Linked DNA regions of Mus musculus: region 2 is linked to region 1. A link is a loop called in an ENCODE intact Hi-C map of the cell type or tissue named here. Cell type or tissue: heart. All regions are shown on one strand. Links, peaks and the distances in the headings refer to the core of each region. The heading gives the core; the rest is flanking DNA.

Region 1 (8,335 bases), core at 78-8,077:
GACCATGGTTTTAGACTTTGAGGAGTTGGGTATGGGGTTTTGTATGCAGATGGTCTGGAGAGGCTAACAACATTTCAAAGGTCAACTGGCATGTGAGGAGAAGTTGTCTATAGCCCAGGTCAAAGGTTCATATGCAAAAATTTGGGATCTGGTTAGCAGTAGCTTCTTGACTTTATTTAAGTGCCCAGAACCAAAGTTCTCCCATTTTAAATCCTTTCTTCCTAGATGATATGCATTTATCCCATGTGTTAGTTGGTGTATACTTAAACTACAGTTATTAACTGTTTGTCTCACATCGTGTATTTATTCATTCATTTGTGTATTCACAACCAAGGATTAAACCTAAGACCTCACAGGTTGCTCAAGTACGCTACCATTGAACTACACCTCCCAACAGTTGAAATCAAGGTTTAATATTATCCTTTATCTGGCAACACTCCATGAACAGAAAAGTCAGACTCTCTCTGGTCATGTTCAGCCTCAGAAAAAGAAAATACTATTATCAGTTTTGTGAGTAATCTTCCCGGAATGTTCTGCCTCACCCCCCACCCCACCCTGCCTTTGGTTTTTCAAGACACATTTCTCTATATAGGACTGGTCATTCTGGAACTCGCTCTGTAGACCAGGTTGGCCTCAGACTCAGAGATTCACCTCACTCTGCCTCCCAAGTGCTAGGATTAAAGGTGTAAGCCACCACACCCGGCTTTCAGGAATATTCTATAATGAACTTTGGTTTCTAGCAATCAGAGTTATCAGTCCCAGGACAGAATAACCTTCCACTTATAGTAATCAAAAAATCTGAAGGAGAAAAATAATGTTGCTTTTAACCATGAGATTTAACCCAACATAAGATTGTGGTGCAGGGCCGGGCAGTGGTGGCGCACACCTTTAATCCCAGCACTTGGGAGGCAGAGGCAGGTGGATTTCTGAGTTCAAGGCCAGCCTGGTCTACAAAGTGAGTTCCAGGACAGCCAGGGCTACACAGAGAAACCCTGTCTTTGGGGGGAAAAAAAAAAGATTGTGGTGCAGGGAAAGAAGGCCAGATTTTAGTTGGTGCTAGTTGGGAACTTCGCTTATATGCCTTAACTTCTGAGATCACCTGTCGGTAGGGAAATTAACCATGATACTCAGCTCACATGTCTGGTACAAAGCAGACCCACGTAGCTCAGTGTAGTCCTGGCCATCTTGGAACTCACTCTTAAGGTCAGGCTATAGATCAGTAGATAAGGGATCCCTTTGTGTCTAGATGCTTTAGGGTGATTTTCCTTAAAGGTTATCGGTGAAGATCTCTGCCTAGGACCAAAGGCCAGATAAACTCACTCTATCTCAAAACAACCTTCTGAATTTTCCATCAGGCAGTTTTACCAAGAACGCAAGTCAGTCTTTCAAGAATCTGATGGTCTCATTTAGCTCACCTCCCTTTCGTCTTACTAACTTTCACCCCGACACTTATTAACTCAAAAATAATATTTGTTGAATGCTTACTATGAATGAGGCAGGAACTGGGTAACAGGGCTGAACTGGAAGTGGAGCTGTTCTTGGGGAATTTGTATTAAGAATTCAAATATGGGGGGCTGGTGAGATGGCTCAGTGGGTAAGAGCACCCGACTGCTCTTCCCAAGGTCCGGAGTTCAAATCCCAGCAACCACATGGTGGCTCACAACCATCTGTAACAAGTGACTCCCTCTTCTGGAATGTCTGAAGACAGCTACAGTGTACTTACATATAATAAATAAATCTTTAAAAAAAAAGAATTCAAATATGGGGCTGGGTGCGGTGGTGCACAACTTTAATCCCAGCACTTCAGAGGGACAGGTAGACAGATCTCTGTGAATTACAGGTCTACAAAGTTCCAGGACACCAAGAACAATCTATGACATATGTAAGGGATTTTCAGTGATGATAAAGCCATGTAAGAAATTAAGCAGGAGTGACAGATGCTAGGGGAAAAAGGGAACGTCACTTCACACAGGCCAGCTGGCCTCATAATAAAACTTTCTTTTACCTACTAGTGAATTTGACTCAGTTAAGATGATCAAAGTAAGCCGGGCATGGTTGCACACACCTTTAATCCCAGCACTCGGGAGGCAGAGGCAGGCAGTTCGAGACCAGCCTAGTCTACAAAGTGAGTTCCAGGACAGCCAGGGCTACACAGAGAAACCCTGTCTCGAAAAAACAAAAACAAAAAAACAAAACAAAACAAAAAACAAAAAAAGATGATCAAAGTACTTTAAGTCTGCACTCCAATAGGAAGGTTGTCAGACACCTGAGCAGAAAACAATAACCCTCAATTTGGAGTTCACTTGATAAACTCCAGCACTCGGTTGATAGTACACTCTTTCAGAGTTTATAGGTTTGGCTCTTTCTACTGTTCCTTGGTGAAAGCTACATGGGAAAAGTAAGAAGTGCAGTGTGTCTTGATACCAATCATTAGCTTTGGTATTACAGACTCCTTTGAGTGAATGTGCATACGCCCTGGGCTCTGCAAGCATCGGGTGCTTTTTATCCCTATTGAGAGGTGAAATGCGAATCCAAAATTCAACTGATTTATCCTGGGATACCCCAGGTCAGATGCAGATAAAAATCAAGGCTGGCGATGTCTAACGGCTCTGCGCAGAGCTGGCTCCTTGGTATGGCATGAGGTCCTGGGCTCAAGCTCCAGGACTTCAGAGAAGAGACAAGGGGTAGCAGGAAGAGGGAAGGACAGAAACAGATGCTAAAGATGGTTATCTTCTCCCTGAGCCCAAACCTGTTTGTACCACCTCCACTGTTTGCCCAACCCTGCTTTTGCATTGTCGAATCGACTTTAAAAGGGACTTAAGCGTGGCACAAGGAGTTGGGTATGTGAAGGAACTTGGACATAACCGCTTCACTCTGAAGTACAAACTCGAGAGTCCCGAGGCCCCACTTTTGCCTTGCAGATCACACATCGACCATGCTAACTAACCCTCAGAGATAATTATCAGCCCATGATGCTGATGGGTACCAGATAATTCTAACGTGGTCTTGGCTCTGTCTTCTGAGAAGCTGCTCGATGTTTCCTGCTTGGGCCTGGCAAGCTTCACAGGGTTCCTAAGAAGAACCTCTACTTTCCTTTGTCCCTCCCAGAGAGGCGATGCATTTTCACTTCACGATGATTAAAACCCAGCGGCCTACGATACTATATTAGTTCACCCAGGCTTCTCAGAATCGTGTGTTAAAATCGAAACTGAAACATCATGGAGGTGGGAAGGTCTACTCATTAGAGTAGGTGATCCTGCCAGTTCCTGTAGAGCTATTCTGAGTGTTGGTGCTATTAAAAAAATAGGCATGAGATTCATGGTAGATCTCTAGATAAGGCTGTTCTCCTAAACAAATTTTGAAGAAATAATGGATTTGTAGACCATTAAAATTTACTGAGGACTAAAAGGAGAAATAACAAGGTGTCTTCATGTTAAACTTTGCTGCAGAGGTAAGGAGCCAAGAACTATTTTGAAATGACTCTCTGACTTAATTGTTCTTCACTCTCATGCCAACGTGTGTGTGTGTGTGTGTGTGTGTGTGTGTGTGTGTGTGTGTGTGTGTTAAAGTACTGCCACTTTTCTGGGAGAGAGATGAACTATTCGCATAGGCTAGTGCACACACTAGGAGGCTCTCTACAGCTTCCCCATCCTACCTTATCTCTTTGAAGTTTGACCCTGCAGCACAACTGGACTCCATCCTCCTTTAAATCATCCACCCCCTGGATACTGCCTGGTGGCATCTCACTGACTCCACTGGTTGGATATTCCTGACAAAAAGACATAAGATTGCTTGTGTTCCTTTCTCTAGCACCCGCTCACCTTGAATCGGTCTCCACCGTTAGACTAAAGATCAGGTGCCCCGGATACAACTTTGAGCTTGAGGTTATAGGCATTTATTTATAGGCCAGAAAGTTTCCTTCCAATGTTCGTAGTCAACAGATAGGAGTAGTTTAAAAAGATATTTGGGGGCTGGGGCTGGGGTTCAGTGGTAGGGTGTTCACCTAGCGTGTGAAAGGCTCCTGGCGTGAATTTCACACACACACACCCATGCACATACACACACATACACACACACCACTGCTTCCAACAAACAAAGAGAGCCTTTTTAATAGCTCATCTTCACTGACTGTCAAGGGATTGTTTTCTTCTGGAGACACTCAACCGACATGGAATTGAGCTCTGCCCATCTACAAATCCCCTGTAGGGTTTGTGAAACAAGCCATAATCCCCCTCATGAAAACACACACTGGCTATTTATGCTCATGCTTGGTCCAAATATTACAATTGTTTCTGGATTTCTGCCACATTCCTCTCGAGATGGTCATTTGGGAGAGTTTGTTTATAATGTGTGTTTTGAATGAAATTTTAAAATTCCAAGACCACAGGATGTAAGACTCAATTGTGGGTTAAACTTCATTTTTGCATTCCCCCCCCCCCCCCCAAAGAGGGCTTACTTACATTACAGCGGTGAACAGTGAATAGAAAACAGGGCAAAGGTATGTTTTTGGTTTTGTTTCAGGGATCAGTATTTGAAAGACTATGAAAAGCACATGCTACCTTGAATGATGAGGGAAAGTTGTTTCGAAATGGCCTGTGGCATTCGGTTGTTGGTTCAGGTGAATTAAAACATTAAGTGAGTTTATAGGAACCAGAACAAACAGTTTCTTTAGTGCCTGTGTGAATCGTGGCGTTAAAATCACAGACAAAACCCCTGAACTCCAAGATTGCATCTCTCTCCTCACACAAAGTCAAGCTTATTGAAATGAACAGTGGAACAGAACTCATTCAGAAGTTGGAAAAGAAAAGCTAAATTATAAAAGCTTTTCTAGGATTCCTTCTTTTCTGTTCAATCCTAGACTTGTCCCTTATGTCTTTGTTTATTTTCTAAGCTGATGCTAATTCTAACCGTCTGTCTGAGATTTTATGGGAAAATTTCAACTTTTAAATATAAATTAAGGTTTCTTGTATTTAAGTACAACTTGAAGTATTTTTTATTTTTTTGGGTTTTTTTTTGTTTGGTGTGTGTGTGTTACGAATGATAGACAATAAAGTGATGTGTCTGGCTTTCATGATTTTTCTGCTGGGCACCTCAGCCTTTGACGTTTGGATCTATTGTTTACTTCTTGGTACTTATGAGGTAAGGTACCATAGTGGATAAAGCCCTTGGAAATGAAGGCCCCGGTCTGAGGAGCACCTCGGCCACCGCTTTCGGCTGGATTTCTCCCCGCATCTCTGAGGGGCACCTCAGCCACTGCTTTCGGGTGGATTTCTCCACAAGCTGTTTCGGTTTACTTTCTCTCCATAAATCGGACGCACGTTCGCACGCGCACACCAGCGATTTCTATGACATAGCCTTTCTGGAATTCCATAAACACAGGATATCCAACATGGGCTAACCACTTGTCCAGAAAAGAAAATAAGCAGACGGTTGCCCACAGAACACAGCTTACATTCGGGCAGCAGAGTCCGCCAAGAAGCGATTGCATTGAGTCTCTGTCTGACTGATACTCCAACCTGGAAAGCGACAGAGTGCTTTGCAATGGCTGTTTCTTGTTAACAGAATGACTTACAGCCTCCGAATTGAGGGCTTATTTGATTTTTGACCTTGATCATCAGAGAGGGTGTTGTAGAGGACCACTGCAAATACTGTTCCTCTTAGGTACAAAGGAAAATGCTCTACTTAGGAAAAAAATAGGATAAAAACAATAAAATAATAAAACAATTTAATGTTTAATAAAATAAGACATTTGCTATCATATCAGGTGGACATATTTAGCTGTTCCTCTCTGACAAGAATCCTCAAAGCCTTTATAAAACATTAGGAAATAAATACTACCCTTCTTTGCTAAACTATTGACTAGTTTTGAGCTTAACACAGTCCTAAAATAAGAACACCAGCAGCAATCCCAAGCTTAGCTTCAACAGTGGAGTTTTATGCTAAGGTCTCCTCTCAGCTACTTAGTGCTCTAAATAAAGGGGGTTGGGAGTAGCAGCCCTTCCAGAAGCCAGGCAGGTTGGACTTGACAACCTTGCATTCCTATAACTACAGTGGGAGATCACTTTGCTAAATGTTACTCACTTTTTCTGGTCTACGGGTGGAGTTACTGAAACTGCCAATTCTAGGGCTCAGACGGTTCCTGTAAAAGCAGCCTTCAACGCATCGGAAAGACTTTCCTGGAGGAAGGAGCGCTGGCTCCATTTGTCTTTCTGGATTTACTGGGCTCGTTAATTCAGGTGCTCTGATAATGGTGCTAAGTGGGAAGAAGCCATTTTCTCAATTATCCTCGTCTGATAAGCCTTTTGGGAGTGCAATGAGCTACTGTCATTATGTAATTATGCCGTCCTTCTAGTTTCATGCCATGGGCAAAGCTCTGCAGCATCACGCCTTGGGTGTAGACCTGGTTGAGCAGCCCTTACCCTTCCACTCTAGTCTTCTATCTTCTTCTCCTGCAGTCCACCTTTCATAGCACACCTGCTTTTGTCTGCTTGTTTGGTCTTTTGGAAATAGGGCCTTACTGCTAACACAGCTTAGCCTGAAACTCTCAATTCTCTGACTTCAGCTTCTCAGTTCTGGGATCATAGGTGTGTGTGTCAACTATCCCAGATCACCAGGTCATCTGGGATGATCTTTCAAAAATATGAGTCATGCCTCACCACCATGCCCTGATTGACAGACAATCACATCTTTTCACGTCCTGCAGCTTTCTTCCAAGATCAGAGCAGTTGATTTGTCCAGAACGGGAGTTGGTAGCCAGAAGATATTGTGGTCATCAGTGATCTTTCATTGATAGCAATTGCATGATATACTATTCTAGTGTGATTCCACCAATAGTGAGTGTAATGGCACAGCCAAGGCTGAGAATGGGACATCTATCTCGTCAGTAGAAAACTTTTTTTTTTTTATTCGAGACAGGGTTTCTCTGTGTAGCCCTGGCTGTCCTGGAACTCACTTTGTAGACCAGGCTGGCCTCGAACTCAGAAATCCACCTGCCTCTGCCTCCCGAGTGCTGGGATTAAAGGCGTGTACCACCACCGCCTGGCTGTCAATAGAAAACTTATGTTCATCTTTAAGAAGGCCCTGCCTTCATCAAATGGGAGGATGCCAGTGCTGAATATATTGGAGGGATCTCTGGCATTTCTACTACAACCGTGAAAGCTGGACTCACTTGAAAGCATGGACCCAAAGGTCCAACATTTCTGCCCCTAAGCTGATTGATGCCCATATCTAAAATGTGTGAGTCATGGTCACTAACAGTGCTTTTTGCACCACCAATTGCTTAGCATTTTAGTCATCAGTGACAGTTTTGGCAACATGAGGGAATTCATGACCATGGTGTAAGATATCAACTGGTCCTTAGAAGACTATAGGTGACTCCATGGAAGGGACTAGAGCATTATTCTGGCAGCTGCTGGCACGAACTAGCCTGGGAGCCAGGTGATCCCTGAGCTCAGTCATAAACTCTGAACAGGCCACTTGTGGATCCGACCTGACATGTGGACTAAGCTTTTTTAAAAGGTAGTGGCATGGCTGGAGTGGTGGCTTAGAAGTTAAGAGCACTGGCTACTCTTCCAGAGGACCTGGGTTTGATTCCCAGTGCCCAATGGTGATTTACAACCATCTGTAGCTTCAGTTCTAGGAACTCTGATGCCCTCCTCTGGCCTCCTTGAACACAAACATGCATGTAGTGCTCATACATACAGACGAGACTCATATGCACATAAAATACAAATCTAGCCAGGCAACTGTGGCACACGCTTTTGATCCCAGCACTTAAGAGGCAGAGGCAGGTGGATTTCTGAGTTCGAGGCCAGCCTGGTCTACAGAGTGAGTTCCAGGACAGCCAAGGCTACCCAGAGAAACCTTGCATGGAAAGGTCTTCTAAAGGGCACACTGGTCTACACTAAGAATCATGTTGTATCCTGAGATTTTAACAGTGACATCCACCCACTCTTTTGATGTTGGGACTGACTTTGCCCTTAATACAAACTATCTCAAACATATTGCCAAGTTTGACCATGCATTTGGTGCATCAATAGAACTGCAGAGTTTATAGTTGGCATGTCCTTCAAGGAGTTACACTGCCTGGACCACTATCCCCAGAAAAAAAGCTTGAAAGGACGAGAGATGTCTTCAGCTGAAACAGAATTTAGGGATTGTCTGATTGCCCAGATTTCACAGTGAAGTCCAACACACACACACGAGACAAATAGAGTCAGAGAGAGAGAGAGAGAGAGAGAGAGAGAGACAAAGAGAGACAGAGACAGAGAAAGAGATAGAGGCAGAGACACAGAAAGACAGACAGAGAGATAGAAAGAGACATCAGATTTATGTT
Region 2 (8,335 bases), core at 219-8,218, 56 kb after region 1:
TGGCTGAGACTTTTCTAGGGCTTTTGGGGGGGGGGGCTAGTGAACAGAACTGTAACAGACAGGACCAGAAACGTCTTAGAGGTTGACTTTCCAACTTGAAGGTAGCACCGAGCTTTGAACTTCAACATTCTGTGGCTGCTTCTGGAGAACTGTTTTACTTTTGATTTACTGAAAATGATCCTTAAGGTCCTGATTGGGAGACTATTTTAGGAAGCACGTACCAAGTGGCTTGAATCACCTAACGCACCAAGACTGAAGTAGCTCTTGGGTTTTGTATCCCAGTTGCTGTGATAAAATATGGGACAATGAACTCAAAAAAAAAAAAAGAAGGAAGGAAGGAAGGAAGGAAGAAGGAAGGAAGGAAGGAAGGAAAGAAAGAAAGAAAGAAAGAAAGAAAGAAAGAAAGAGAAAGAAAGAAAGAAAGGAGAAAAGAGAAAAGGAAAGGAAGAGAAGAGAAGAGAAGAGAAGAGGAAAAGAAAAGAGAAAAGAAAAGAAAAGAAAAGAAAAGAAAAGAAAAGAAAAGGGTTTGTTAGTATTGCCAGTTTGGGAGGGTTCAGTTGACAGTAGGGTGGCTTGTTGCTTTGAGCTGGTGACCGTAGAGTATATCATAGCAGGATAGCACAGTGGAGAAAGAAAGCTTGAGGCAGCCAGGAAGCTGAAGAGAAAGAAAGGAAACTGAGTCCCCATATCCTGTTGAAGAGTATGTTCAAAGCTTTAACTTCTTCCCAGTGGAACTCACCAGTGACAGAGTCCATCACCCTGAACAGTGCCATGGGCTGAGTGGTGAAGCTTTCACTACAGGGGCCAGTGGGAGACATTCAGGATTGAACTCTGACAGAGCCCAAATCCCTTTAGCACCCAGCTCAGCTATCTCTAGCACTGGCTCCTCTACTTTAACTCTGCTCTTCTAAATCTTCTATTCCCTTTGTCCCTGCCTTGTCAGGCTGGTGCTCTCTGCTTATGCTCCTTTCAAACATACCCCTTTGATTCAGCTTTCCTTTGACTGTCAGATGAAGTAAATAGTTCTTTTCTCAGAGGAACTAGTCCACTCTCTCAGTTCTTGACAAAGTGAGACAGACTTTACCATGGGTCCATTTGTTTGTGACTGCCTTGGTTTCATGGTGTGTGCCTCATTTGTCTTCATACTTCACTTCGCATAGTTAAAATTAATGAAAAAACTATACACACACACACATGTATACACACTCACATCCTGTGTGTCTGTCCAGCAAGATGTAGTGGCCCTCATACAAACACATCGGCCATTTAGAATTAGTCAAGTTCCCTACTGCTTAAGTCTGCGCAGGAAACAGCTAACGTGTTTTATGCCCCACAATGCCTCTTGCAGATTGCTTTCTTACTCTGCAGCTTTCAGGAGCCGCTGCCGGGGTGGCAGGGTTCTGACTGGATCCACTGGTTCACTCATCGTTCCAATAAGCAAGCATGTCATGGGAACCTACCAGCTTCCAGCCAGTCTGTTCAGTGTTGGTCTCTCACTGCCCAATAGTGTGTCCTACTCTCACTTTTTAAATCTCAACATCTACTGCAGATTTCTAGCCCAGGGATCATAAGATTCCCTCTCATAATGGGCTTATGCTGATCTTAGTTCTGAAGATACTTCAGCCTTCCTGGCCTCTTCAGTGTTTCTCTGCTTGTCTACTAACAGGGTTCCCCTAGATGAGTCATCTTTTTAGAACACCCAGAAAACTAGAATTTTCCCAATCTAGACTCTAAAGGGAAAGATTTTGATACATTAGTTAAAATTTAATGAAAAAAAGTATACACACACACACACACACACACACACACACACACATTCAAGCAAGCAAACTGTTCCCAGCGGATGATGCAATTGCTAGATAGTATAGGAATAAGGGCCAAAATATGCGTTGGGCCTCTGAAGAATTTCCTCCTAGTGACCTAACCACTGGCCAGTGATGCTCAGCTCCTGGCTGTGTCCCTGAGCACTGGGTGGACCATCTGGAAGAAACACCTTAACCCCTTCGTCCTCGAGTTCCTCTTTTCTAATGATGGAGATGGCTGTCCTAAGTGCTCCTGTCTAAGTGTGTGAAGGCTCTCAGGGAGTAACAGAACCCTGGACCTGTGACTCAGTGCAGGGCAACTCAACCTGACCCCTCCTTCTCTCAGTCCTGCGGGGTGGGGGGCAGGCAGGAGGCACTGTGACCACCGTCTATCACTGGACTTGTCACTAAGTCCCCTAAATGCCCTGCAGGTAAGTTCTGATAAAGCCCAGGCTCTGTTTCTTTTCACTAATGTATCTCAGTGCCTTCCGAAATGCCCAGTGGCTTTATGTTCAGTCAGTATTCAAATTTACAAAATCAAAATTGCAGTAGAAGATATACTTCAGTATTTTCCTTGTTTGCAGAACATGTATCAGAGAAGCCCCTACCTGTTTCAGAAGTTTTAAATGTAGGCAGTCAGAATATTACTTGGTGTATAAGGAGTCACGCATGTTCACATTTTACTCTTGGGCAGTTAGATGCTCACAATGGCCCTTAATGCTATCCCTGAAGCTCAGAAAATTTAAATAATAATGGTATCCATAGTCAGATGAGGAGTAGGAATGTGGACTCTTGTCTGGTTACCCAGTGCTCAGTGGCAGAAACACTTCAAACCTCAGGGTATCATGGATACCAAGATAGTCCCTTCCTGGGGCATATTTTTTGGCCTCATCTATGTTCCCAAGTATTCTGGGGCTAAAGAAACACACAAGTGTCACCATCCCTTGTACTTTAGGCCACCTATGGATTGCCCTTGCCAGACCAATGTGTTTTAGACCAAACTGTTTGTGGTACTATGGGATGAGATGCAACCTTGGGAGGCAGGGTGTAGAGGGAGGAAGTTGGGTCATCGGAGGCAGGTCTCAGAGGGGATAATAGGACCCCAACTTCTTCCTCCCTCTCATTTTGCTTCCAGATGCACTGTGCTGCCACACATCCAGTCACAACAGGATGAAGCAGACATGGAGTAATCCCTCTGATACCAAGAACCAGCAAGCTTTCCCTCTTCTGAAGCTGTCTATTTTATTTTATCATAGTTATAGATGGATGACTAGCAATTCTTGCTTCCCAGTGCCATAAGGACCATCTCCTCGTGACATAACAAAGAATGTAGAATTCCTTCCCCCTCTGTTTGACCCCCAACTTGAAGTTCCATCCTTATTTTCCCTTATTTTAATTTTTTTTTCCTAAATTTACTTTATCTAACACTATTATCTCTGAAAATTTCTCCAAGTCCTTTTTGGGATGAGGTTAGCTCTCCGTGACTTCTGTATCTTTCCAGTTGAGAGTTAGAAATGGAGAGCCCAGAGCGGGGGAGGCAGGGACACCTACCCTGCAGCTGTTTCTGAGCTCTCCAAGAGCTCACTCTGAGTACATTGGCTGGTGAGCAGAAGCCACCAGACTGTGCTGCTAGGTCTATGGCTCCTTAGGGTGTCATCTCTTGGCATCTCTGTGGCCAATTTGTCCCACCCCCATATAGAAACCCTTCTAGGGCCTTTGCCTAGCAAAAGCTGATTTTCCTTCTGCTATGAGGGTTGTTAAATGGCTACTGTGTAAAAGACTGAGGGCATGACAGAGAAGACATGGGACTGCTTGCACAGTGATGAGACGTTCAGCCCATAGGGAACTGCACATCTAAAAACTGTGACAATAGCACCGAGAACAGCAGAGTCCACCAAGCCTGGTGCTGTGACCTTGCTTGGACTTGGAATGTGTCCTTTGGGTTCTTAGTACTACAGGGTGCTTCTCAGGGAGTTTCCAAAAGCTCGGCCACAGGGCCGGGATCAACTTTCACTTCCGTCGCTAGAATCATCTGCTCGATTCTCTCTAGGTTACATCATCCAGAATCCGTCTGTGGTTATTTCCCCATGAGCGGTAGGGAGCTCTGTCTGCACGTAGCTGGGTGGGGACTGGCATCCTGATTACCATGGAGTCTCCTAACCCAAATAAATCCTCACTTAAACAGAACGGAGCCCCAGCTCCAGAGCTAGGGACAACCCCACCCTGAAGGTCAGGAGGTGAGATTTGCTCATGTCTCCCCAGTTCCCCATACAAAGCTCAGGGTGGGTGATCAACAGCACTTCCATCAGCATGAGCCTGCAGCCTTTCAATGAAGCAGAGAGGGCCTGCCCTGTTCTGTTTTGCTTGCCTTTCCCAGTGCCTTTGAGCACAGATCTCCTACGCAGGAGAATTTATAGAATAGATCACCAAGCCCAACACCACTAACGCTCTGTAGAAGCCACACATATCCAAAGACCTGAGCTTAGTTCTCTGAGGGAACAGTGAGGGCAGATCAGGTCAACCCATAATACTATAAGGTCAGTTCCAACCCAGGGCAAACCTTGAGCGGAGTTTGGCCACGGAGCAGACAGACCCTTAGAGGGGAGGTGGAAATTCAGAAGTTATATGTCATAGTGGAAGGAATTGGATGAAAATACCAAATACTTGGGATGCATTTTTGCTGTTTTTTTTTTTTTTTTTCCAGCCAGGCAAATTTTCCATCCACTTTAAGTTTTACATTGAATGCAAATAGCATCACCAAGATGAAGGGCTCTCTGCTGTGGCTTAGAAGCCCATTCCCCAGTTATTCGTAGAAGACTGATGTTCTGCCCTGAACTCCGGCCGGGGTCAGGGTGAGTTACATCCAAGTTGCTGGGTCCTAAGATTCCTGAAGACCCTAATTGGGCTTCTGTCCTCCTAGCAATGGACTGTTGGCTAAAATAGCTCAGACCATAAAAAAAACAGACTGAGAATACTTGAAATAACCGCACAGCCACATATTCCATGCAGAGGCTAGTAAAACTTCCAAATTACACCAGCGCTGTTCTTCAAGGCCACGAGACCATAGAGCTGAATGGAAAAGGAAGGGATATTTTCAGAGCGAATTCAGTACCAATCAGTGTAAGTTTCCTTTATCCTCCTCAACAAAACCTCCTTGGAGCCTTTTGGAATAATTTATAAAGGTTGACTTCTTTTTTAAAATGACTTTTTTCAGGCCACAATAAAGCCCGGACTTTCCGTATTGCCTTTCTCAATATGACTAATTAAATATGTGGCTGGGAGAGAGGAGATCCCATAAAGCTTGGTGGTTCTGACCCACCCATTCTACTCTAAAATAACTCTGCTTCTCATCCGGTCTAGACCAACACCATGTTTCCCCCAGACTTCCAAAGAGCACTTCACCTGGCCTGTCTAACCCTACTTCTCTCCTCTCCTCTGTTCTCTACAAAGCATTCATTTCCCCCCTTCCAATGTACACCAGTTATGACCTCTTTCAGATTAGTACACTCTAGTAACTTCCCACTGCTACCAAGTTTAAACATCTTTCCAGAGCCTGGGGGCCCACAGCAGTAGGGTTCAGCCTTTATTGTGTGCCACTTATCTTCATACATGTCCTGGGAGGCTCTGCATTCTCTTCTGACTTGCCTCTTTTTTCATTCAATTCCATTTACTTCCTAAATCATGCTCACTTTCCAGGTCCTAGTTAGAAAATATTCCAGAATAAAAGCAATTACATCCCTATGTACACTTGGGGTAGTTGAAACATGGTACCCCAGAAATATATGTATCTAGGACCTGTAAGATATGGCATGGTTTGAACAAACAAATCTTGACAGATATAATTGCCCTACTTAGCTTTGACTGTCAACTTGACAAAGTCATTTGAGAAGGGAGTCTTGGTTAAAGTACTATCCACATCAAAATCGCCTTTATGTTGTCTTGGTTGTTAATTGGTGTTGAAGGGGGCAACCCACTGTGGGCAGCACCATTCCCTGGGCAGGTGGACCTTAGCTGTGTATGAAGTTTAGCTAAGCTGAACCTGTAAACAAGTCAGCAAAGCAGCATTCCTCCATGGTTTCAGCTTTAACTTCCTGCCCTGGCTTCCCTCAACGATGATTGGCTGACATATGAAGCCATTCTTCCCTGAAACCGCCTTTGGTCAGAGTGCTTACCATGGCAACCAAATGAAACTGGAACAGTAACCGCCTTAAAGATCGTGAGAAGAGATTAGCCAGGTAGGTCCTAAATCCAACAGTTAGGTGCCTTCTCAGAGACTAGAAGATCGGACTCACACATGGCAGAGACTAAGTGTGTTAATGCCAGTCTCACACTCACTCTTCTAATGGAGCTATTAATGTCACCACAAGGGCCTGATTTCTTTTTCTTCCCCCAAAGACCCCACTTTCAAATTCCATGAACACAGGACTCCAGGGATGATTCCCAAGCATGGCTTTTTGGGGAAGCATATTCAAAGTGAAGCAGTCCCCGGTTTTCTCAGCATGTGACTCTTAGAATCTCAGGGGATGTTTAAATGTCATGCAAATGCTCCCAGGGCAAAATGAGATCCACTTCCACCTTAAACAGGCAGAATGCAACTGGAAACACGATTCAGTCGGGCTCTGTAACAGCCCCTTTGGCCCTTCCACAAATGGAATAGTCCCTTGATTCCCCCCAATGAAATCTGTGCATTTCTAGTCTTTTTTATCTCAATAAAGTACATGACTTTGCAAAAGTCCAAGATTCAAGTAACAATCTCGTGTTCTCCTTTGCCACGACTCCCAACAGCCATCTTTGATAGTTGTATTTTCAGAATGAACCTCCATCCGGGTGGCCCACCTTCCTCACCTCCACACCTCTCCCTAAGTTCGGATGTTGTCCTCTGTCTTGGATAGCCTTCCTTCTGGGTCCACGGCTTCCTCTCACGGATGGCTTCTTACCCAGAGTCATTTTTCCAGAAATAAATCTAATCTCAACAATGCCCTGTTTAAAAAGATCCTTTAATGGATTTTCTTTTTTTTTTTTTAAATATTTATTTATTTATTATATGTAAGTACACTGTAGCTGTCTTCAGACACACCAGAAGAGGGCGTCAGATCTCGTTACAGATGGTTGTGAGCCACCATGTGGTTGCTGGGATTTGAACTCCAGACCTTTGGAAGAGCAGTCGGGTGCTCTTACCCACTGAGCCATCTCACCAGCCCCCTTTAATGGATTTTCAATATACTTAAAGCCATGACCATGGCTCCCAAGCTACGGTGGCTCTAGCTCCTGCCAATATTTCTATTTGCAATAATTCTATCTCTAAAAGCCTCTTCTGTAATCTTTGCACAGTATCCTCACTTGTCAATCTGTTGTTCCTTTATAGTTCGGACCTGTGCTCTGGGGACATTTGCAAGAGCTATGTTCTCTTCAAAAGCACTTGAAGAGATCCTTTCTCATAGTTGGTTCTATTCCACACTTTTCAGAAAGGACTCATCAACCACTTTGTAAATTGCAAGTAACTCCAGGGTTGGGGATGTAGCTCAGTTGGTCAAATACTTGTCTAGTGAGCTCAAATCCCTTGCTTTGGTTACCAGTGCAGCAGAAACTAGGTTTGGTGGCACATACCTGCTGTGATGGTTTAAATGTGAATATCCCCTACAGGCTGAGGAATTAGAGCTCTTCATCCCTAGCTGTAGGGAACACAGCTTGGAATAAGCAGTGGAGAAACTAGGATTGTCAATTGCTGGGGCCGCTTTCTTCAGCGGAAGGAAATGAATGATGACTGGAATGCCAGAGTGTAAAGTGGCCAATTAACCAGATGATCTTCTTGCTATTCTGTGAGCCTTCCTAAATCCCTCAATATCCTGAGCATTGTTTAGGCCCTAACCCTAAACTTTGTCTCGGAAATGACTAGAACAAGCCCCTCCTCCACCAATAGAATCTATCCTTATGCTTATCACAGATGCTTCCGTAGGCTCTCGCCTGAGCTCGGTCTGGCAATAGAATTCATTCTTATTGTAAAGGTCACAGAACCATAGGGTCAGTCCCTGGAGGTCTTGACCCAGTTTGCACAAAAATGGTACTGCCCCAAGTTTTTACCGTTATCTCTCTGTGGTCCATTTTCCCCACCAGTGCTGAGGAAGGTTTTAGAGGTGTGGTCTTGCTGGAGGAAGTACGTGCCACTGGTGGCAGGCTTTGTGAGTTTATCACTCCCTGTCATGCTCAGTTCACTGTCTCTACTCTGCTTGTGTTTAAGATGTGAGCTTTGGGCTCCATGCTCTTGGTATCACTCCTGTTGCCATGCCTCCCTCCTAAGATGAAGCCTAATCTTTCTGGAACCTTCAGTCCAAATATCCTTTTTCTTCTATAAGTTACTTTGGTGGTGGTTTTTTTTGTTTTTTGTTTTTGTTTGTTTGTTTGTTTGTTTTTTTATCATGGCAACTGATACACCTGCAATCCTACCACTTAGGAGACAAGATCACCAGAATTTCAACATCATTCTTGAATATGTAGTCTCAGTTTGAGGCCAACCAGCTCTAGGTGAGACTCAG

What was found. Hi-C counts contacts between places; a loop is a spot of excess contacts. Peaks named below come from ENCODE experiments on the same cell type or tissue, not always from the same donor. Only the 100,000 strongest peaks of a DNase experiment are listed, where the experiment ranks them.
Region 2: it touches region 1 in a loop (1.8-fold over the local background); 2 of 42 quality-filtered maps call a loop at or near these places.

Annotation. Positions count from the first base shown.
Region 1 is chr5:53,561,534-53,569,868 of GRCm38, reverse strand. It overlaps a transcript of Rbpj not described here. Among named protein-coding and RNA genes, the nearest start is that of Gm40304, 19 kb to the right of the region's middle. In heart, for the core only: no CTCF peak of the experiment used is centred there; no DNase peak of the experiment used is centred there; H3K27me3 peaks cover 260 bases.
Region 2 is chr5:53,505,192-53,513,526 of GRCm38, reverse strand. No RefSeq gene overlaps it. Among named protein-coding and RNA genes, the nearest start is that of Gm40304, 38 kb to the left of the region's middle. In heart, for the core only: no CTCF peak of the experiment used is centred there; DNase peaks (open chromatin) are centred at 1,946 and 3,876; H3K27me3 peaks cover 2,693 bases.